Regions from separate parts of the Mus musculus genome. Here all the other regions are linked to region 2. The links are chromatin loops, found by intact Hi-C in ENCODE. Cell type or tissue: heart. All regions are shown on one strand. Links, peaks and the distances in the headings refer to the core of each region. The heading gives the core; the rest is flanking DNA.

The links. A loop is a pair of places that touch in the nucleus more often than their neighbours do. Peaks named below come from ENCODE experiments on the same cell type or tissue, not always from the same donor. Only the 100,000 strongest peaks of a DNase experiment are listed, where the experiment ranks them.
Region 1: a loop joins it to region 2, with 3 times the contacts of the local background. A loop is called at or near these places in 7 of 42 quality-filtered maps.
Region 3: a loop joins it to region 2, with 2.9 times the contacts of the local background. A loop is called at or near these places in 3 of 42 quality-filtered maps.

The regions. Positions count from the first base shown.
Region 1 is chr2:127,219,474-127,227,531 of GRCm38, reverse strand. Snrnp200 (small nuclear ribonucleoprotein 200 (U5)) reads right to left here. Exons shown (of 45, transcript NM_177214.5): 15 at 5,594-5,787; 16 at 5,278-5,401; 17 at 2,802-2,951; 18 at 2,339-2,449; 19 at 1,395-1,526; 20 at 1,049-1,237; 21 at 390-587. Among named protein-coding and RNA genes, the nearest start is that of Snrnp200, 15 kb to the right of the region's middle. In heart, for the core only: a CTCF peak has its summit at 4,862 (motif pointing right); no DNase peak of the experiment used is centred there.
Region 2 is chr2:126,811,545-126,819,602 of GRCm38, reverse strand. It overlaps Trpm7 (transient receptor potential cation channel, subfamily M, member 7), which reads left to right. Exons shown (of 39, transcript NM_021450.2): 24 at 2,659-2,843; 25 at 4,783-4,915; 26 at 6,195-6,907. Among named protein-coding and RNA genes, the nearest start is that of Usp50, 32 kb to the right of the region's middle. In heart, for the core only: no CTCF peak of the experiment used is centred there; no DNase peak of the experiment used is centred there; H3K27ac peaks cover 920 bases.
Region 3 is chr2:127,210,268-127,218,325 of GRCm38, reverse strand. It overlaps Snrnp200 (small nuclear ribonucleoprotein 200 (U5)), which reads right to left. Exons shown (of 45, transcript NM_177214.5): 3 at 7,461-7,632; 4 at 6,534-6,726; 5 at 5,922-5,977; 6 at 3,421-3,519; 7 at 2,125-2,277; 8 at 1,873-1,972; 9 at 1,577-1,713; 10 at 1,014-1,097; 11 at 761-934; 12 at 316-453. Among named protein-coding and RNA genes, the nearest start is that of Snrnp200, 5.9 kb to the right of the region's middle. In heart, for the core only: no CTCF peak of the experiment used is centred there; no DNase peak of the experiment used is centred there.

The DNA.
Region 1 (8,058 bases), core at 1,760-6,759, 410 kb before region 2:
CCAGGCACTCTAGCTTCCATGGGGACATGTGCTACACAGACAAACATGCAAACAAAACACTCATACACATAAAGTAATAAAAATTTAAAAGAAAGGTGCGGTGGCGCACGCCTTTAATCCCAGCACTTGAGGGGAGGCAGAGGCAGGCAGATTTCTGAGTTCGAGGCCAACGTGGCCTACAGAGTGAGTTCCAGGACAGCCAGGGCTACACAGAGAAACTCTGTCTCGAAAAAAATAAAAAAATAAAAGAAAATAAACATTTGAAAGTTAAGTTCATAGCTCACAGGGCACTGTTTAATCTAACTAGACATAGGTAATTAGATGGGCAATACATAAATCAAGGACCTAAACATTTGCTAAAATTTTCTCAAAAATCACACGCTAATCACCTGGAAGTTGCCTGTCTTCTTGTCGTACTTGACCAGATTGTTCTTGTCCAGCATCAAGGCAGCAGTGTGAACAAGATCGAGTCGGCGCTGGTCCAGCAAGGGATCTCCCTTGAGGTCATCATGAGAAATGCCATAGAGGGTAGGGGACCGGAGCATTCGGATGTATAGGTAGGCATAGCCCAGCCAGTTCACTGCATCCTGCAAGACAGCTCATGGTGTTTAGCATGACGACCTGCTCAAGTCCAAACAGAAGCACCACAGATAGCTTGGACACTAATTCTTTTTTTTTTTTCTCCCGAGACAGGGTTTCTCTGTGTAGCCCTGATTGTCCTCAAACTCAGAAATCTGCCTGCCTCTGCCTCCCAAGTGCTGGAATTAAAGGCATGTGCCACCACTTGGACACTTAATTCTTAAGCACAAGGACCCACATTACAATGTATTCTGAATGTTTTCAGTATTTCAATTTAAAAAACCCTTTCAAGTATCTTAAACATAAAAGGAACTATATACCACAAACCCACGAAGCTTGCCCTGCATGAGCTGTGGTCCAAAGCTTGAGACACTGCTGGACCCAAACATCCTCACAGGAGTTATGTCACTCTAAGTCACCTGAGTCATTGAGGAAAAGTGTGAAGCTCTGAAGACAAAGCTTTCCCTACCTTTGCATTCTGGACATTGCCCAGAACAATTTCCGCATTGAGCATGTCAGGCAGCTTGGAGACCATCTGGCTCTCGATAGGCAGCTGCTGGTTGAGGAGGGAGAGGTAGTACTGGAGCTCCCCATGGGATGTGATGAGGATGCCTTCACCCTTGGTGTCATACTGCGGCCGTCCAGCACGGCCCAGCATCTAAGGCAGAAGCAATAAAAGAAAATGTTATGGCAACGCTTTTGACTCAACAAGTTACACACTTTAGAACTTGGTCTTGATCTGCCATCTTTGCAGCATCCTTGGACCCCAGGCCCAGGAGTTCATCCCATTGAGAATCATCTCAGAGGCTCTGTACCTGCAGGATATCCAGTGCTCCCAGCTCTGTCCAACGCCCCTTCTCTGGACTGTACACTTGGGTACCTTTAATGATGACTGTATGTGCAGGAAGATTTACACCCCACGCCAGAGTTGCGGTGGAAACTAAAACCTGCAGAGTTTGTAAAGAAGGATAATAAGGACAACAGACCCCACCATAGCAGGGCCATATCCTTCGCTTGTCTGGTGCCTGAGCTTAACCGGAGGCAGGAGTGGATGTATATTTCAGTACTCAATGTGACACTGGAGCAAAAAGGAAAGCATTTCTTCAGTCTCTTACATATTTGAGAATTAACATACCAAGGTTCCAGAGACATAGGTCAGAAGTTTAAACTTGTATTTATCAACTCAGTTATAAAACATTCAAAATCTACCAACCTGGAAGAGGGAAAGAATGTGGTCCTGACACTGTGAATTACACTGTAGAGTTCTATGAAGCATCCATCCTCTCTTATGCAGTGTATGAAGTGTGGGGAGAGTGAGCATAACTATCACAACCTTCCAGCCTGGGCTAGGCTAGCTGGTCCAGATCTCAAAATGTTTAGAGACGGAGACCGGCTCAGTGGCTGGAACATGTACTACTTTTGCAGAGGACTAGGCTTCAGGTCCCAGAACCCACATATGCTCACAAGAATATGTAACTTCAGTTCCAAGGGATCTGGTGCCCTCCTCTGGCCTCTGAGAGCATCTGCATGCATGTGGTGCACATAAACTCGTTCAAGTCTCACACACACACACACACACACACACACACACACACACACACACACACAAATACATATAAATGACTCTCTTTTTAACAAAAGGTTAGAGATAACACTCAGGGCAGAGCTACAGACAAGTCTCTCAGGGCAGAGCTACAGACAAGTCTCTCAGGGCAGAGCTACAGACAAGTCTGTTTCTACTAGGTTTGCCCCTCCTCACCTGAATATGCTTGTCAGCAAAAAGATCTTCTACAAGTGTTCGGTCAACTCTAGTCATGCCTGCATGATGAATAGCAAAGCCATAGGGCAAAAGATCCTTCAGCTCCAAGTTCTGTGAACAGAAACAGAGTGAGGCCGGCCTCCTGCTAGGACTCCTCCAAGGCCAAAAGGAAGTCCCATAACCACACAGTCCCTTTTAACACACTTATATTCTTAGGTTTGTATATATGCCTGTGTGTGGCATGTGTATGAAAGTCAGTTCTCTTCTTCTACTATGTGAGTCCCAGAGATTGAACTCAGGCCATTAGGATTGGCGACAGGCACCTTTATCTGCTGAGTCATTTCCCTAGCCCCAAGAAAATGACTTTTAACCTGCCTGAACAGAAGCACTCAGTACATATGGTCCCAAAGGACTCTACCCAATATGGAACCAGTCACCAGAGAAGCAGATGGTCCCTTCTTACCTTGCACTGCTCTGCTTCTGTACGAAGGACTTCAGTGGAGGCAGAACCCTCGCGAAGAAACAGACCCAAAGTGTCCTTCTCCAGACACATGTCACGGATTGCCCTTGCTGTCTTCCCAGTTTCTTTTCGAGAATGGACAAACACGAGCACCTAAGAAGAATCATGCAAGAGCTAAAAGGTGCACCTTCAGCAGCTGCTCTCAGAGCACCAGGGCACCAGCTACAGGAAGCAGAAGCTGCTCCACTAGAAACAGAAGCGATGGGTTAGAAAAGTGTCTATGGCAAAAATACATGCTAGTTTGGAAAGAAGTCTAACAGGGCTGACAGTACCAAAGGGAAGCTGGGCATGGTAACTCCAGCTCTAATTCTGCACTCAAGGTCACAGCTAAATTCCAGGCTATGAGTAGGGCTACACAGAGTTTAAGCCCAGCCCAGGACACACAGGGGAAGGAATGTACCAAGGATAGTGGCACAGTCTCACAGCTAAGAAACTAAACTAACCCTAGAATTCTACATTGAACAATAAATCTAAATACACAGTGTATTGAGATTCAAAGACCTCAATCAAGAATATGGTCAGAGCCTTAGCAAGTCTAAGCTAAATAAAGGTGTATTTTCAAAATAATACCAAAACTATTACATTATTTATAAAAATATTTAAATAGTTTGAAACTAGTTCCACATTATATGAAACAGTCCTCCTGAGATCTAGTGTCCTGAAGTCCTACCCTGTCATATAAACTCCTGTGCTTTTTATCAGAAAAAAAAAATGCATAGCTTCTTACTGCCTACCTTATTTAATACTGCTAACTAAAAACTGTTATCAAAGTAACATTCAAAAAAAAAGAGAAAGAAAACAAATAAATAAGTGAACAAACGAACGAATGAAATTATATGTCGGGCAGTAGTGGCACACTACTACTAGTTAGCAGTATTAACTAAGGCAGGCAGTAAGAAGCTATGCATTTCTTTTTCTGGTTAAGAGCATTGACTGCTCTTCTGGAGGTCCTGAGTTCAAATCCCAGTAACCACATGGTGGCTCACAACCATCTGTAATGAGATCAGATGCCCTCTTCTGGTGTGTCTGAAGACAGCTACAGTTTACTTACATATAATAAATAAATCTTAAAAAAATTATTTTGTGTGTCAGAGTAGTGATCAACTCTCTCCATCACCAATTATGTTCTGGGGATCAAACTCAGGTCACCAGTCTTGGGGGCAAGCGCCGTTACCTGCAGAGCCATCTCACTGGCCTGATTTCACTAGGTTCTAATAATTTTCAGCTACAGTTTTGCTATCTTATAGACAGACTGGTTTTTCTAGTTCCACCAATTTGGGGGAGGATAGTATCAACTATGAAGTTATCATTTACGATCACAGGACTATTCAAATTATCTTTCATCTAGGCTATAGTGATAGTTGTTTTCAGGAAATGATCCAATTCTTCTAAGTTATAAGTTTATTTAGTTATTGTTAATTTTTATTTACTTTATGAAATGAATGTTTTATATGCGCATATGTCCATACAACATATATATGCCTGATGTTCACAGAGGCTAGGAGAGGTCAGATCTAGAGTTGATAGACTGGTCTGAGCTTCAATTGTCCTTTGTGAGTAGACAATGCTCTTAACCACTGAGCCATCTATCTACCCCATAAACTGGCCAGTTTATGAGTGATTGTTGACAGTATTCCATCTCCCATTTATGCAGTGATGGAAAATGCAATGAACCGGGGTCAACATGCTATGTATATGTTCTACCACTGAGTTCCATTCCAAGTCCCCAGTCATTTTTTGGATTTTTTTTGGGGGGGAGGGGAGTGGGACCATGAGGGGAATAGGGGTAGGGGGGTACCATTGTATAATCCAAACTGGCCTCCAGCTGGCTTGAGGTCCTCCTGCCTCAGCAACCTAAGCTATGGTATTAGAGGCATGTGCTGACTCTCCTAGCTCCTGACCATTTTCTTCTTCTTCTTTTTTTTAAGGTTTGTTTATTTATTTATTTATTTATTTACTATATGTAAGTACACTGTAGCTGTCTTCAGACACACCACAAGAGGGCATCAGATCTCATTATGGATGGTTATGAGCCACCATGTGGTTTGCTGGGATTTGAACTCAGGACCTTTGGAAGAGCAGTCAGTGCTCTTAACCACTGAGCCATCTCTCCAGACCCTGACCATCTTTTAAAGCAGCTGTAGTAATATAGTAACTCATATTATTTCTGATCACTGGTGAGTCATGCTATTACCTTGTCTATTAGTTTAAGTTAAAAATGGAAAAGGAGCTGGGCGTGGTGGAGCACACCTTTAATCCCAGCACTTGAGAGGCAGAGGCAGGTGGATTTCTGAGTTCAAGGCCAGCCTGGTCTACAGAGTGAGAGAGTGAGTTCCAGGACAGCCAGGGCTACACAGAGAAACCCTGTCTCGAAAAACCAAAAAAAAAAAAGGAAAAGGTTCAAGAACCATCCACAAACCTGATTTTTTCCAGCATGTTCCATGATTTTCTCATAGACTATTTCATTCATGATCTGGAAACGTTTGATAGCTTTTTTCTCTGTGATGCCCACATATGTTTGTTCCAGAGGCACGGGGCGGAAGCTAGAAGTTCAACAGTTATACAAATGAGATTTCTGGCAGAGAACACTGTGAGAGAAGTTACTTTCCATTGACCTAGAAACAATGCTTTCTAAAATACACACAGGAACCCTAAAACTCAATAGTATGCTCCTTAGAGAAGAGTAGGGAACAGGAAGACTGCCTGGGTAACAAGTTTCCAGTTTCTTTTTATACCTGTTATCAAAGTAGAAGAGGCCCTTAGCAGGGTCGACTCGCAGAAAGGTGGCCACATCTTCATAGTTGGGGAGGGTAGCACTGAGACCAATGAGTCGGACATCTTCTTGGGTCATCTCAATGTTTCGGATGGCCCTGGCCACCAAAGCTTCTAAGACAGGACCTCTGTCATCATGTAGAAGATGGATCTCATCCTAAAGAACAGAAAGATGCAAACTGTACAAGTATACAGTCTTAACATGCCGAGTAAAGACAAGAGAGGGACCCTTAAGCCAAGGAATCCTAAAGAACAAAGACAGCTTTTAGTAGAAATATACACTGAGTGTGGACTGTTTAACACTTGTGAGTGAGTCCTTTGATGATACCACAAATCTCCTTACAAATACATGACGGTTCTGACCAGGTTAGAGCAAAGAAGCCTTCCCTTGTGGGCTTTACGCACAGTAAGTTTACACCGCCAACAGCAGTGCTTCTGAGATACAGTAAGCACTGGGAGAACTGCGGATACTGTGGGCAGGCCAGGGACTCAGCACCCGTAGGAGCGGCTGTCAGAGAGCAAGGCTCTAAAAAAGAGGTGAGCAACCTTTTCTTCAAGGGCTGAACATCTGGTACCACACACGCAATACTGTAGGCTAGTGAGCCATGTAACCCTTGTTAAAAAATACTCAGTTCTGGGCTGTCAAGATGGCTCAGCAGTTAAGACCACTGTCTGCTCTTCCAAAGGTACTGAGTTCAAATCTCAGCAACCACATGGTGGCTCACAACCACCCATACTGAGATCTGATGATACCCTTTTCTGGTACATCTGAAGACAGCTACAGCGTACTTATGATAATAAATAAATCTTAAAAAAACAAAAAAACAACTCAGTTCTGCCACAGCCACAGCAGGACAATAATAGCTATAAGAAGTGCATAAACCAATCTATATAACTGTGTTCATTAAAAGAAAAACTTATAGCTATAGTTTTGCCAACTTCCACTTTGAACACAGACTATGAACTACTTTCCTGCTTTCTTAGACAGCTTAAAGAATCAAGCTGGAGGCCAGGGAGACTGCTCAAAGAGTAAAGGGACTTGGCTGCCAACCCTGACGGCTTGAGCTTGATTCATAGAGGACACGCATGGTGGAAGGGGAACTGACATCCACAAGTTTTCCTCTGACCTACACACACACACACACACACACACACACACACACACCATGCAACATCACAGAAAATAAACACATGCAATTAATTACAAAAAGCAAAAACAACAAAACAGATTCAACCGTCAGGCTCAAAGTCCACTCCCTGTAGATACTTCTATGTAAAGGGAATGCAAAGTCCCAATTCCTTACTTATCCTTTGTGACAATGGATTATTTTATAAAGAAACATTTCTATCGTCTTGGAGGACAAAATTATTTTTGTGTGTTTTCATTTGATTCAAAATATTTCATATTCTATAGAACAAGTTCCAAGATAACCAGGACTACATAGAGAGTCTTTCCCAAAAGCCAAATTAAAAAAAAAAAAAAATCAGATATAGAAAGCAATGGGGCATGTGGCAAACAGCATGCATGTCTAAGAGGCTTCCGTTACATACAGATTATGGTTTTAATGGCAACAGCAAAGCTCACAGTGACTCTTATGAAGAAAATGCACGTAGAAGAGCCTTAAGGAAAGCTAGGCATGGTGGCACACACTTTTTAATCCCAGCACTCAGGAGGCAGAGGCAGGTGGATCTCTGTGAGTTCAAGGCCAGCCTGGTCTACAAAGAGAATTCCACAACAGTCATGGTTATACAAAGAAACTCTGTCTCAAAATAGAAAATCAAAACCAAAAAGAAAAGAAAAGAAAAGAAAAGAAAAGAAAAGAAAAGAAAAGAAAGGCATTAAGAAACAGAACTAGGGGGCTGGTGAGATGGCTCAGCAGGTAAGAGCACCCGACTGCTCTTCCAAAGGTCCTGAGTTCAATGGTGGCTCACAACCATCTGTAATGAGATCTGACTCCCTTTTCTGGTGTGTCTGAAGACAGCTACAGTATACTTACATATAATAAATAAATCTTAAAAAAAAAAAAAAAAAAAAAAAGAAACAGAACTAGGGGCTGCTGAGATGGCTCAGCAGTTAAGAGCACTGACTGCTCTTCCGGAGATCATGAGTTTAAATCCCAGCAACCACATGGTGGCTCACAGTCATCCATAATGAGAAACAAATAAAAATCCTATGGGCTGGAGCAAGCGGAGCCAGAACAAGTGGGGCTGGAACAAGAGGGAGAAGGATAGGGGAAAAAAAAGGAACAAAAAAAGAACAGAACCAGTAAACACAGGCAATCCAATGCTCCCTGGTCCTAACACAGTCCAAGAATAGTCATGTGTGGATTTTGGGTGCTTGTGAGAAAACTCCAAGAAAAAAATGACCAGAGTCTTATGATCGTCACTCCTGGAACATGTTTCCATGCTCCTCCCAGGTGTGGGGTAT
Region 2 (8,058 bases), core at 1,984-6,983:
CTTCATGTGGGTCCTGAACAACTGGAGTGGGGACTATCCCAGAATCTGTTGCCTGTCTGTGGGATATGTTCTACCTGGGCTGCCTTGTCTGGCCTCAGTGGGAGAGGATGTTCCTAGCTTCACAGAGACTTGATGTGCCAAGGTGGGGGGGGATACCCAGCGAAGCTCCTACCCACTCAGAGGAGGAGGGTTGGGGTGTGGGAGGGATTATCTAAGGAGGTGATTGGGAGCGGGGCAGTGAGCATGATACAAAGTGAATAAGTAAAAAATAATAATAATTTCAAAAAACAAGAAATAAGTATGTACTCATCTATGTGCATGCCGATGTATGTTAAATGAAGTTAGGAGGTAAGTGTTGGGTGTCCTTGGTGATCATGCTCCACCTTTATCTTAAAATTTATTTTTTATTTTATGTGTTTGGGGTTTTTTTTGCCTGCTTGCATGTTTGTTCTACATTGGTTCAGTATCCATGATGAATATCCATGATGGCCAGAAAAGGGTGTCAGATCCCATGAAACTGAGTTGCAGACTGTTTTGAGCTTCCATGTGGGTGTTGCAAATCAAACTCTATTAATGAGCACCCAGAGCTGTTAACTGCTAAGCCCTCCAATTTATTTTTACGTTTATTTCACTGAACCTGTAGATTATCAGTCTGGATAAGCTGCCTAGCCAGTGAGCCTGTGTGGTCTGCCTATCTCACTGTGCCTCAACATGTAGTTTGCTTATAAAAACAATCTCTTCGAAAACAAACAAAAGGGCTGGTGAAATGAGTTGGTAAGGATACTTATCAACAAATCATGACTTTAGTTTGATTCCCCAGGACCTACATGGTGAAGAGAGTTCTGTTCATAACCTGTACATGACACTTGTAAGGAAGAAAGATATTTTTTACATTTTTAATCTTTATCAGCAAATTTTCCTAGGTTGCTAGGGAATTACAGAAAAACAAAGAACACATGTAATTTTACTTGGTTTTTATGTGACATTCATGTATCATTTTTGTGAATATAGAAATTGTAAGGCTGGAGAGATGGCTCAGCAGTTAAGAGCACTGACTGCTCTTCCAGAGGTCCTGAGCTCAATTCTCAGCAACCACATAGTGGCTCACAACCATCTGTAAATGGGATCCGACACCCTCATCCGGTGTGTCTGAAGACAGCGACAATGTACTCACATATATAACATAAATAAATTTTTTTAAAAAAAGAAAGCAATTGTAGTTCTCAAAATAATCTTACAGTTTTAGTTTTCCTTTTTTCTTTCTTTCTTTTTTTTTTTTTTTTTTTTTTCTGTGTGTCCCTGGCTCTCCTGGCACTAGCCATGTCGACCAGACTGGCCTCAAAGTTACTGACATCCGCTTGCCTCTGCCTGTTGAGCACTTGGGTTAAAGGTGTGTGCTATCACCACCCAGGTGCACTTATCAGTTTTGAATACTATGTCATTCTCCACAATTTAGACCATATTTCAAGCCAATATATTAAAACTGCCCAATTAGATTATAATTTTTTGTTACAAAACATTTTTACAAAATGTTTTATCTCATCTCTAAATTCTCAGAACTGTTGAGAATATGCACTTCCAGGGCTGTCTGGCTTTAAGTCAGAGCAAGGCTCTGTCCCTAGCTTCTTGCTGGCACCAGACTTTTTTCTTTATTCACTTGATAAGTTAGGGTGTCTTTTTTAGTAGCTCAGACTAAAGTTTGAGGTGGTGGTGATGGTTTGTGTGCATGTATGTGCATATATATTGGTCCATGCACACATGTAGAGAAACAGGATAAGAGGTATTTTATTCTCTTGAGGCAGGGTCTCTCACTGAGCCTAAAGCTTGCCATCTCACCTAGATTGGTATCTAGAGAGCTCTTAGGATGCACTCTCTCTGTCCCACAACACTGGGGCTATGTTACATGTGCAACCAGACCTGATTTATACTGTATGCTAAGCATTTAAACTCAGGTTCTCATGCTTGCATAGCAAGTACTCAACCTCCAAGTGATCTCTCTGAGGGTGTGTCTGTGTCTCCAGAGCCTTGGCTGTCCTGGAACTAGCCTATGTATAAACCAAGCTAGACTCGAACTCTCAGAGATAGATCTGCTTCTGTCTCCCAAGTACTAAGGTTAAAGGCATTTGACACCATTCCTGCTGAGGTTGAATTCTTGATCCTCCTGCATTTTATTTTAGCGTTCCAAGTTTTGGAATTACATGCATATGGCATGGCTTTCAGCAAGATTTTCTTTTGTTTTATCCATATACATAAATTTTTTAAAAACTTAAAAGTCATTCTTTTTCCCACTCAGTTTTCTGACGTCTCTTATTATGGTACAAAACAATACTAGCCATTTGGTTGCATTTTTTTCCTAAGATTTATCTTTATTTATATAAGTGCACTGTATCTGTGTTCAGACACACCAGAAGAGGACATCAGATCCCATTACAAATGGTCATGAGCCACCATGTGGTTCCTGGGAATTGAACTCAAGACAGTCAGTGCTCTTAAAAGCTGAACTATCTCTCTAGCCCACCTTGGTTGCATATATTTGTAATTACTTTTTTGTTATTTAAATGAAAGTATCCTTGAGTATATAGTGAAGAATTAAATATGCAGGATATAATTAATGTGCAGAATATAATTGTCTGCTTTTTTTTTTCTTCGTTATTCTAGTAATGTATATTTACAAGTGAAGGCAATTTCCAATATTGTATGGAAGTATCAGCGGTATCATTTTATTATGGCTTATCATGAAAAACCAGTCCTGCCTCCTCCTCTTATCATCCTCAGCCATATAGTTTCACTGTTTTGCTGTGTATGCAAAAGAAGAAAGAAAGATAAGACTTCCGATGGGCCAAGTAAGTGAAATATAGAAAATCTTTTTCTTGATTCTCAATATTATACTGAAAACTAAGTATTGATTTTTTTAATTACTGTGAAAAGTTAAAATTTGCAAAAAATATAAAACAGTTTTTAGATACAAGTTGAGTATCTTCAAATAAGAACTATGAAAACTTGAATGTTGAAAATCAGTCTTTTTCAGAATTAGATCAAGAACATAAAGGATAGCTATGAAATCAAACTGGCCAGAAGAGACGACTAGAATTTAAAAAATAGTAGATTATTACAAATGCTTTAAACATCAAATGTTTAACCAGATACGGAGAGAAAATAAAGGAATCTGTTTAAGTAGTTTGATACATGCCAAGGACCTTTTGGTTGATTAGCACACCTACTGCTACTTTAACATTATTCGACCAAGCCGGGTTCTTGAGTATTTTAAGTATACTAGTCCTCTTACCTGTCCCATGTAACTGTTACATTAGCCATACAGAGACATAGAGTTATGTCTGGATCAGGATCGTGCTGTCCTGCTTAACTAACTATGGGTTACTATGACTAACCCATCCTAGCTATGTGGGGTTTTATACTATAATATTTGATAGTAATATATGACCCCTTCCCACATGCACAAAGTGTGATGTTTCAACCACAGGGGAACTGTGAATGAGAATTGCAGAAAAGAAGCTGTGCCTGCAGAGGCAGGCTGACTGATTAACATGCCAGTCACTGTGCAGAGTGTGGAATGTTGTGGGTTATTTATCTTGGGCTATTCTTAGCCTGCTAAATAACCGTTCCTTGCAGCCATCCCCCACTTCCCATCCTGTGTCAGACTTAACATCCTGATTACAGATAGAACAATTTAATATGTGTTGACTTTAACACCCTAATTTTCTACCAGTCAAAATACTTAAGTCATATCTGAGCCTTATAGCTAAGATGTCTGTTATGTGTATTTGAAAAATGTCTTGATTTATGACTATCTGTTCTGGTACTATGAAATCCTCATGAATTTGCTTTTATGTTTGAACATGGAATTTGGGGTAGTTTAAATCTCTGTTTTGGGGCCATAATTCATATTTGGCTCAGAGTAAACTATTGTTCATTAAACAAAAGCAAAGTAATACGATACATACAAAAGTCCATTTAGATTTAACTTCTTTTGGAGAATGGTACTTACGGGTTATTGTTGTTGGGAAATGGTATCTAAGGGTTTTGATGTTTAAATGGTAATGTAAGCTATATCATTTTACCTGTTCTAGAAGCCATTCTTTTTTTTTTTAAGATTTATTTTTTTTAATTATATGTAAGTACACTGTAACTGTCTTCAGACACTCCAGAAGAGGGAGTCAGATCTCATTACAGATGGTTGTGAGCCACCATGTGGTTGCTGGGATTTGAACTCCGGACCTTCAGAAGAGCAGTCAGGTGCTCTTACCCACTAAGCCATCTCACCAGCCCTCTAGAAGCCATTCTTAACATTCTGTTAAAAAAAAAAAAAAAAAAAAAAAAAAAGAGTGCATCTTTATACTACTTAGGGGTAAATCACCATGTCAGTTGTACTTAAATTATCCATGGTTTTCTTTCTCTGATAAGATATGTGACAAGAGAGCTGAGAGAAATAGAAAAGGGCTATAGTAAGAAAAGTGGAATTAAAAAAATATGTAAAACTTGGTGGGCATGGTGGTACTAGTCTGTCACCCCAGCTTTGGGAGGCAGAAACAAAGAGGTGTCCATGAGTTCCAGGCTAGTTTGGTCTGCATAGTGAGCTAGGACAGCCAGGCTTTGTAGAAAGACCCTGTCTATTGGATGGATGGATGGATGGATGGATGGATAAGCTGTGTAGAGGGCCCCTGTTCAAATAGATAAATAAAAAGGCAACCGTGAAGTCTGAAAACCTGGTAGAGGTAGCCTTTTATGTTTTGTGTTCTAATTTCTTTCTGGGCTTCTCCTTAGAACTTTTCTTAACAGAAGAAGATCAAAAGAAACTCCATGATTTTGAAGAGCAGTGTGTTGAGATGTACTTTGATGAGAAAGATGACAAATTCAATTCTGGGAGTGAAGAGAGAATCCGGGTCACTTTTGAAAGGTTTGTATGCTCTTTAATTATTTTTGACTGTATGTCAGAATGAATCCTGTTAGTTGATACATGTTCGCTGTTCAGTTTATTTTAAGAAGTAAGAAGTTTCATATTTACACCTTGAGAAAACAGGTCTACTACATTTAAACCCAGTAGATACATTTTATTTTAATTTTCATAAATATATTTTTAAACTTTATTTTTATTTTACATGAATGGGTACTTTGCCTACTGGTTTGTGTGTGTGTGTGTGTGTGTGTGTGTGTGCACATGCACATACATACATCTTTCTCTTGGAGGTCAGAAGAAGGCATTGGATCCCCTGGAACTCTGGAACTGTTGTTACAGACAATTGTGAGCCACCATGAGCATGGTGTATGAAAGACCAGCAAGTGCTCTTAAGCACTCAGCCACTGTTTAACCCATTTTATTCTTAGTGGTGCTGAGGGTCAATTCCAGGCCTCACTCTTGGTTAAGAAGTGTACCTCTGAGTCTGGTACTTAGCATTAGTGCTCTTAATTTTTTGACTGTAGTTGCAAAGGAGAGAAGAGTTGGAGTTCTTAATTATTTGAGAAGAGAAAATAAAACTGTCATGACTATTTTAAAGCTTTTATTTCCTCACAATTTTTTTATTTCATAGTATAAGCATATGGTGTTTGTGTATGACACTGATGGTGGGCCTTTGTATATGCAGGTGTATATAGATTTTGTGAATAGACTCAATAGCTTATGAAACAAAGTTTGTTTTTAAATTTTGTGTTTTAAGCCAGGTAGTGGTGGTGCACACCTTTAATCCCATCATTCAGAGACAGAGCTAGGCGGATCTCTTGAGTTCCATAAATGAGGCCTTCCGAGTCTAGAGTGCAAGTTCCAGGACAGCCAGAGAGACCCTGTCTCCAACACAAAACCCTTTGTGTTTTAATTATGATAGCATTGCCACTGCACCCTTCTGAAATGCAAGGTGTGATTTATACAAATTCATAACCATACTTTATTTTTGCAATGTATTTGTTAAAAAGTAAGATTTCTCTTACTCCATTATCATCCATTTAGACTATAAAATATAATCTATTTATAAAAAATTGTTGTACCTGTGTATGGATGATGTGAGGCTCATATGCCTTGGTGCAAGTGTACACATTAGAGCACAACCTTGCAGAGATGTTCTTTCCTTATGCACTTATGTGGATTCCTAAGCTCTCAAACTCTGCTCTCCACTGAGCCAATCTCCTTGTCCCATCTACATTAATTTTAACATCTGTAAAATGCCCTTTTTATCCCCCTACAGAGTGGAGCAGATGAGCATTCAGATTAAAGAAGTTGGAGATCGTGTCAACTACATAAAAAGATCATTACAGTCTTTAGATTCTCAAATTGGTCATCTGCAAGATCTCTCAGCCCTAACAGTAGATACATTGAAAACACTTACAGCCCAGAAAGCTTCAGAAGCTAGTAAAGTGCACAATGAGATCACACGAGAATTGAGTATTTCCAAACACTTGGCTCAGAATCTTATTGATGATGTTCCTGTAAGACCTTTGTGGAAGAAACCTAGTGCTGTAAACACACTGAGTTCCTCTCTTCCTCAAGGTGATCGGGAAAGTAATAATCCTTTTCTTTGTAATATTTTTATGAAAGATGAAAAAGACCCCCAATATAATCTGTTTGGACAAGATTTGCCCGTGATACCCCAGAGAAAAGAATTCAACATTCCAGAGGCTGGTTCCTCCTGTGGTGCCTTATTCCCAAGTGCTGTTTCTCCCCCAGAATTACGACAGAGACGACATGGGGTAGAAATGTTAAAAATATTTAATAAAAATCAAAAATTAGGCAGTTCACCTAATAGTTCACCACATATGTCCTCCCCACCAACCAAATTTTCTGTGAGTACCCCATCCCAGCCAAGTTGCAAAAGTCACTTGGAATCCACAACCAAAGATCAAGAACCCATTTTCTATAAAGCTGCAGAAGGGGATAACATAGAATTTGGAGCATTTGTGGGTAAGTGTGGCAAACTCTTACTGCATAATAGTGTTGCTTTTCATGTCAGAAATACTACCTTAGAAAAGTAATTAGCTAACTAATAAAAATGGAGTATATAGTCAGGATCAGAAATATTAAAAAATCAATTGAATTGGGCTGAAGAAGTATATTGCTAGGTACGTGCTTGGTGCCATTAACTATTTAGACTCTGTCTTTTGAATTTAAACATGTCTTTAATTGGGTTTGTCAGTTATTGGAGGGATCTGACTGAAAGTAGAGGGCTCTTGGGAGGTTAGAAGCTGACACCAGTATGAATAGTGTATGACTTCATATACAAGCCAGGAAAGTGTTGAAAGTGAAAGGTGCACTGCAAATCATTATGTTAGGACTTACATGGGCAGCACACTCATTCATTACTTAACAGTGATGCACTAGGCAGCATGATCATATGAATAACTTTAATAAAACAGAAAAGAAGTGGTTTGCCTAATAGCAAATTTTATTTCCCTACCAATCAAACATATTTATGATTTATGTATTTATTTATGATCTACTCAATTATGGATCTACAGATGAAAGCGTGGCTTTTTAAAAAAATATTTTTATGCACATGAGTTTTTGCCTGTATATATGTCTGTGCACGATGAGTGTACCTGTTGCCCGTGGATGTATAGGGTCTCTTGAAAGTCGAGATATGGATGAGTAAGTTGTAAGCCACCATGTGGGTGCTGGGAACTGAACCTGGATCCTTTTCAAGATGAACAAGTACTCTTAACCACTGAGATATCTCTCCAGCTCCCTTTCCTACTTTTATCAGCTATCTTGCACACTACAGAATCAGCACAAAGGAGGTACCTCTATATTCTCTCCACCTTTTACACAATGTTCCCTGAGCATTGGCTAATGGGAGCGTCTCATTTAAGGGTTAGTATCCCAGTCACTTGTTCTCAGTATCTTAACCAATTTTGTGTCTCTGCACTGCCTGCTGCATAACGAAGCATCCTGTACCGTGGTTGAGAGCAACCCAAGACTGTCAGTACAAACATACATCTAGAAGGTAGCTTGATTCATCATCAGTTACCAAAGCAATAGTATTGTAAGGTCTACCTTATGGTCAATGACCTTCCCGGACATGGATTTATAATATCGGGCATTGATTGATACTTTGT
Region 3 (8,058 bases), core at 546-5,545, 400 kb before region 2:
TCATCTGCTATGGGCTACCACCAAAACAGAACTGACCCTGGGACTGCCCCAAGTAACACTGCCCCAGTGGGTTGTCCATCACAGAACAGAGAATAGCCAGAGGTGGCATGCTATACCTTTAATCACAGCACTTGGGAGGCAGAGGCAGGCAGATCTCTATGAGTTTACAGGCAGCCTGGTCTATATTGTAAGTCAGGTCTAAGGCTACATAGAGAGACCCTGACTCAATTGCAAAGAATAAGTCCTAGTTAAGGATTAGTATTTAATTTGCTACCAAAACATTTCAGGAAGAAAAGGAGGCAGATCAGTACTTACAGTGGGAGCACACAGCAGCAGGTTCTCATCAGTCTCCAGGGCAGCACGGTAGAGCTTACTCTGGATCCGGTTCAGCGTTTTGAAGCCCTCAAATCCTGCCTGGGCATACTTTGGCAGCTTCTCCACCGGGAGCAATTGCTAAAGGAAGAAACATCCCACACTTTATGCTCCTGGATCCTTCAGCAGGCTGCCCATTTTTACAAGATCACTATGATTTCACTTTGATTTCCCCATGATTTCATTCCCTGGCAATCGCCATTCATAATTCTCTACTCTAAACCTGTACAGAGAGATCACTATTGCTTCCTGGTCTTGGAATGGGAAAACTCTGGAATAGTTTCCACTCCTAGAATAAATTATCTTTGAGACTAGGTGACATTTTAGTTAATGGCTAACCGCCAAACTGGAAGACAGACACAGAGAACGGAAAAGGCGATTCACTCACTTCTTCTGAGCCAAAGGGCTTGGGCTTCAAAGCAGGCACATGCACCTCTTCATAGCCTTTACGCTGGCGTCGGAAGGACCCGTCAGGAAGCTGGCAGCGCTTATTGGCCATGAAGTGGCTTCCTTGGGTAAAAACAAGGTCCTCCAAATCCAGAACCTGCCTTGGAGCCAGAGCCTGGAAACAGGCAAAGCACAAACAGGCTTAGCAGGTGAGCTTTCCAGCCACAACAGCCTGCGGACAGCCCGGCACTCACCTCTCCACCCTGGTCCAAATCCATGGTTTCCAGATCTGTGTCCATTCGGGACTGACGGACTCTCTCTCTCCGGGACCTTTCTTCCTGCAGCAGGGGAGAAGAAAAAGCACAATCATGTACATTGTTCGCCTGAGTGCTTGTCCCGTGCAGTCCCTTCTGGATTGGGCTTCAATCATGGTGCTAAATCATGTATCCCCAAACCAAAGACATCACTTTATTTTGAGACCTGCCAGAGACTATAAAAATAAGTAAATAAATCAGTCAGAGGTAGCAAACACAGTGGTGATGCAGTGTTCTAAAGAGGAACGTCAGAAGCAGACTGTCAACAATTAACCACCAAAGGCAGGGAGGAATGGTGTTCTACATTAAGCAGACATGCTCTTTTCCCAGGTTGTAGTAAACAGGTTCCCCATGGCACTGGGGATGAAAACAGGATCTCAACCACAGAAATGAGTGTGCTGACTCTAACTTGCACCCTGAGCAACTCCAGAGAACGCAGAGATATGGTTCATTACCTCAAACACTGAACAAGGAACAAGACGGACAGACAAAACAGTCCTTACTCTGATCAGGTCCTCCTTCTCAGTCTCATGGAGCTGATAGAGGAACTTGGAGAGCTCTGGATCAGCTTCCATCTTTCCCACGATCCTCTCCTTTTCAGGTTCACTCTGAGCACTGGCCAACAAGGTACAGTATAAAACTGCCAAACACAATAGGGAGAGAAAGTTGCAGACAGTGAAATAAAACCTCCTTTTATTCCTGAGCAAACAGAAGGTAATTAGATACTGAAGCCAACACAATCCAGCAGACTCTTGCGCGTGCGCACACACACAGCAAGAAAAGTGCATAGTCTACTCACTCATCATCCTGTGCTGCCGCAACACTTTAATGAAGTCAAACGTGTTGAAACCAAGGAGCAAAACCAGTTGGTTCTCACATTCTCGGTCATCACTTGCTGTCTGGAGAGAGAAAATAAGACTGTATGAGTACAGCCATCTGCAACCTCAAACACTGTCCCTGCACTGTCGGCACTGCAGTAAGCATAGCTGCCTTCCAAACACTGACCCTTTCTGACAAGACACATGGAATACAAGTACTATTTTATCCATACCTTCAAAATCTCCAACACCTCATCTGCCTTCTTCTGTGACACAATGGCATCATCATAGAAACGACTGAGCTGTCGCTGCAGCCAGAAGGCATCGATATCCCGAGGGTGCAAATCCTTCTTCTTAGAACTCATCAGTTCGCCTGAGGCTACAAGCTAAGAAGGAAATCAGGCATGTGGCTCACTAGGTCTCTTCATCATGCTCCACCCAAGTTACCTACCATCCCATAGGCTACCTGCTGAGGCCTTTCCAGAAAGCAGCAGCTCTATTACACTGCATTCAGGAGCACACCAGACTAAGATTTCATTAACATGTGTCTTTGGGAAGAGAAACAACTGACTAATGTCCTAAGAAAATCAAAATACTGACTGTTTAATAAGGCTCAAACTGAGGTTGGTGGAACACCTGCAATCCCAGCACTAAGAAGGCTGATGCAGGAGATTCCAAATTCATGGCCAGTCTGAGCTGCCCAGCAAGTTTTATGTCAGAAACACACACACACACACACACACACACACACACACACAAAACACCACTGGCACAGGTCTGTAAATTTACCCCACTACTTAGAAAGCTGAGTTGACAAAGCTCCAAGACTTGCATGAGCTATAGCGTAAGTTTAAGTCCAGCTCAGACAACTTTGTGAGGCCCTTTCTCAAAATAAAAATGTTTTTAGTCTCTTTAAATACTGCTCTATAACTCAGTGCTAGAGCATTCACCATGCACAAGACAGTAAGTTCAACCCCAGAACAACAAACAAACAAAAATAAAATACTCAGAAGGGCAATGGTGGTGCATGCCTTAATTCCACCACCTGGGAGGCAGAGGCAGGCGGGTCTCTGAATTCAAGGCCAGCCTGGTCTACTGATCAAGTTCCAGGACAGCCAGGGTTACACAAGGAAACCCTACCTTAAAAGACAAACAAAACACTCAAATACTCTTGTCATTACAATGTTATCTATGTATCAAATTTTAAAAACAACCCAAATACCCATCAAAAGGAAGTCTGGAAGGCAGGCACAGTGGTCCATGCCATAATTCCAGCATTCAAGAGGAAGGATGAGGAAGACATCAAAAGTTTGAAGCCTGCCTGGACAACAACAAAACTCCAAACCCCAAAAGCTGAGAACGATGACACTAGCTCAGTGGTGGAGCACTGGCCTAGCATGCCTGAAGCTGGGTTCAATCCACAGTAGCCACCACCCAGAAAAACCAACCACGGCTCAGTGAGTGTCTTAGTAAGAGGAAGTCCTTCACTTAGAAGCAAGCTGGCCTACACTAAAACAAACTGTACTTACATTAGCAGAGAGGGTGCAGCGCACAACAGCTTCGTCCCCTTCCATGTCATCATCAGAAGCTTCTTCTCGGACTTCCCCATACACATCTTCATCACCTTCCTATGGAGACAATGTTACCTGTAATACAATCTCAACACAGATGTAGAACTGGCCCTGTGTCATACAGGTCCTGCTTTCTATCACTCTAAGTAAGCTCCATACTTAGAACAACGGCTTTGGGGTAAAGCCAATAGTGTATCAACCATATTCCAGGAATATCAATGGAATGACCATTTGGAATGGGTTTATTAGATGTATCTATCCTCTTTTCTGCTTCTCACCTTAGCTGCAAATATCAAACACTGGGATCATATGCTCCTTCTGAAACACAGATAATATCAAACTAAGACTACTGGCTAATGGAGGAGCTATGAAGACGAATACACAGGAAAGTAGATTGTGAGCCAGAAATGTAGACATCATGCTTAGTTTGCATAATCTCAACTGTGGACTGTGGACTTAAACATCATGTTCAATAATTAACATCTGTTAAATAAATTGCTACGAGCAAGGAAATCTGTATCAGGTTGTTCCTAATTAAAACTACAAATTAACAGCTGGGCAGTGATGGCACATGCCTTTAATTCCAGCACTCAGGAGGCAGAGGCAGGTGGAACTCAGTAAGTTTGAGGCCAGCCCTGATCTAATGAGCTAGTCCAGGACTGCCAAGGCTACACAAAAGAAAACCCTGTCTGGAAAAAAAAAGAAAGAAAAAAAGAAAGGAAGGAAAGAAAGGAAGAGAAAAGAAAAACTCTACCAATTAACTATTCTGTAGGAAGTAGCATTTTGTTTTACTAAAACAGAAACCGAGGCAAAATGACCTGCCTAAGATACAGGCTCAAACTCAAGATTCCTTGGCTCTCAGTTCAGTGCTCACCCTGACTCCAGTAACATCTTATCTTCCAGGACATTTCAGGACTGGTACTTTCTTTTTCAGAACACAAACTCACTCACTGAAAACTCTAAAGTAACCAACTTTAAAAATGACAGGCTGGAGAGATGGCTCAGCTGTTAAAAGAACTGACGGCTCCTTTGAAGGTCCCGAGTTCAAATCCCAGCAACCACACAGTGGCTCACAACCATCCATAATGAGATCTGATGCCCTCTTCTGGTGTGTCTGAAGACAGCTACAGTGTACTTATTTACAATAATAAATAAATCTTTGAGCAGGAGAGAGCAAAGGTCCTAAATTCAATTCCCAGCAACCACACAAAGGCTCACAACCATCTGTACAGCTACAGTGTTCTCATACATAAAATAAATAAATCTGAAAAAAAAATGACTTAAGAGACATGTAGAGAATTTCACTATGTAGCCTAGCTGGCCTCAACCTCTTGACTGTTGGGAATGTAGGCACTGTGTTACCATTCCTGGTTCAACTTTCCTTTTTCAATTGTCCCACTATTCATATTTAGTTATAATCTAGAAGTGGCAAGCTTTAACCCCAGGAGCTGCTACAACAGCTAAATAGCCAAGTACAATTACATCCATACTCTTAGGTGAATATGCATTCTTAAACTAGCAATTAGCCCACAACTCGAAAGCCGTGAATTACTATACTATGGTTAAAACACTCCAGCAGGACACAACGTCACTGAAGATGTGCTTTATCTTTTTTCTTTATTGATTAAATGGGTTCTGACAATTTCATGCACGCACACAATGCATACCAAGCTCTCTCTCTCTTTTTTTTTAAAGATTTATTTATTTATTATATTTAAGTACACTGTAGCTGTCTTCAGACACTCCAGAAGAGGGCATCACATTTAGTTACAGATGGTTGTGAGCCACCATGTGGTTGCTGGGATTTGAACTCTGGACCTTCGGAAGAGCAGTCGGCGCTCTTAACCACAGAGCCATCTCGCCAGCCCCCATACCAAGCTCTCTTACTGCAGCTCCCCACACCTCACGGAGCCTCCTCTTCCCTACACATCTGTTTCTCACACTCATGCCTCCTTGTGTTATTTGTGACCCACTGAATTTAACCATCAGAGACCAGAAGGCTTAGAAGTGGTTACAGGACTGAAGATAATGACCCCCTTTCCATAATCTATCAATAACCAATAGTTAGGTAGCAGGGAGAAGACTCCTCCCCAATCTCTGACTGGGTGTTGACAGGGCCAGTCTTGGACAGGCCCACAGTAAGTAAGTGCAGCTGCTTGAGTTCATGATTGCAATAACTGCACTGTGCCCACAGGATGGCATTTCTCAGTCCTCCTTCCTACTTTCATTGGTCTATCTGGTTTATTATAAACTGTCAGTGTACACCTACTAGTTTAGATTAGCTTCTAAAAGAACCTAACGTGAACCACAATAACTTCTTAAGCAGAATGACACAAAATTTGTAAGTATACCACAAAACACTGTAAAACGCATTTAGCTAGGAATTTCAGTTTATGAGAAGAGCTCCCACTACCTTGGTAACATCACACAACAGAAGGGATCCATTTAAAGCCACTCACCTCCTCATCAGACTCAAACTGCACGTTCACACCATAAGTCTCATCAATGTTGTCATCTGAGGAGATGTGGGATTACAAAGAGAGGGCAGTGGTTAGTGTGGAGACACTCAAGCCCATTTCCTCAGCTGCCTGGCTTGCTTACTCTCAGGCCAGAACACACAGACTTAACCAACACGAAAACAAGCACCAAGGCCTCTCAAGCCTGCCAACCTGGATTCTACCCTGCTCTGCTTCTTCAGCTCCTAAGCCCTCCCTGCTCTCTCTCACTGTCTACACAATAGGTCTCAATTTAAAAATGGCTGCCAGGGTGGCAGAGATAGTTCAGCTACTAAAGGATAAGGCTCACAACCAAACATCAAGAGATAACTCTCCACTTTATTCTTCTTAGGTGGGTTTTGCTTAGGAACCCTGCAGCTGGAACTTGCTATGCAAACCAGGCTGACTTGTTGGGATAAGCCTGTGCCAAAAGGCCTGCAGATCACCATTCTCTTTAAGCAACACAACATAAGCTATGGAAACAATGCTATTCTAAAATTTTAACAAAGATGCTGAGTATTCAACAGAAAGGCCAACAACCACAAAACATGGTCTGGACACAAAGAGCTCAGGTACCCATATTCTGTATCTCCTTGTCGCCACCGTAGTCTGTGATCTTCTTGCCCAGGTTTACCAGCACATGGTATCTGGTATCATCTGTCTGACCCAGCAGCAGGTCAATCTCCCGTCTTCTCTCCTTGTCTCGAAGCTTTTCATTCTTCAGCACAGCCAGGACTTCATCAGCTGCTCCACAAAGAATATCTCGAGGCTGAGAATACAAACAACGTACAACAATAATATGTAGAAGGGCACTGACCAGCTTTGTGACAATATAAAGTAAAGAAGCATGCATCTTCAAAACTACACAAGCTGGAGATGTGGCTCACAAGTTAGGACTGCGTTGCTTTTGCTCTTGGGTTCAATTCACAGCACCCACATGATGGCTCAAAAGAAAAATCACAACTCAAATTCCAGGAGATCTGAAACCTCTTTTGCTAAGGGTACTGGGGCTATATGGTGTATATACATACAAAGCAAACAAGAAAATATGCAGCATCCTGGGCTTTGAACACTCGTTAACAGGACACAGTGGCACAAGTCTGCAATCCTAGCACATGGGAAGCAGCAACAAAACCAAAGTTCAAGGTCATGCTTAAATACATAGTGAGTATGATGTCAGCTTGAGCTGCAGGAGACCTCATCTCACACCAACAAACAAAAGCAACCTTCAAGCCTAGAGGGAGCTGTTGAGGACTTAACACAGTGTTGCCTCATGTGCTTAAAACTAGTGAGCTCCTGGAGACAGCCCGAGCGCTTGGGCGTGGGGGCATAGGTGGTCTTCAGAAGCAGAAGACAACTTGCACAACAGCTTGCCACATGTCTCTAGGTGAAAGAGGCACTCAGCAGCCTGCCTCTGACCTGGAACATGTTCACTACTTCTCTGCTCGAATGGTACTGCCCTCCCCATCCTACTGGGAAAATCCAGAGGTAAGACTGGCTCACCTGATCTCCCAGCGCAGCCTGGATGAAGCTGAGCAGCACCTCGTAGGTCTCTCGGGTCTCCTTCGTCTTAGGCTTGTAGATGATGCCCACCATCTCATCAATGCCCTCAGACAGCAGCGTGTAGCCTTTCATCTTGTTCATGTCATGCCGGTCCTCATCACGTTTTCTCCTCCTAAAGGACATACAACATGATGCTGAATGGAAGAACTGGCCATTCCTAAGCCAAGCTTACCCTTTCTATACGTCTAATATGTGAAGGCAGGAACATGAATCAAAATGATTAACTCCTACCAGACCTTAGTGATTTGAAGAAGCACTTCTTTATGGGACAGATTTATAGAAAGAAAATGTGCCATCTTCTGATATGCTGTTACAATGAGATACAGTCTCCATTATCTTAAAATGTACATCTTTTTATATCCATATGAGATTTTATAATATGATTTAGACTTTTTTTTTAACCTTAGATGCATCCATCACTTTTTAGGAGTGAGAGAAACTAGGCTCCAGTGGAATTTACTCTTAATGACTCCCAATAAACAACTAGAAAAGACGTCAGACTCTGAAAACTGAAGGACCAAGGAACAATAATTAAGCT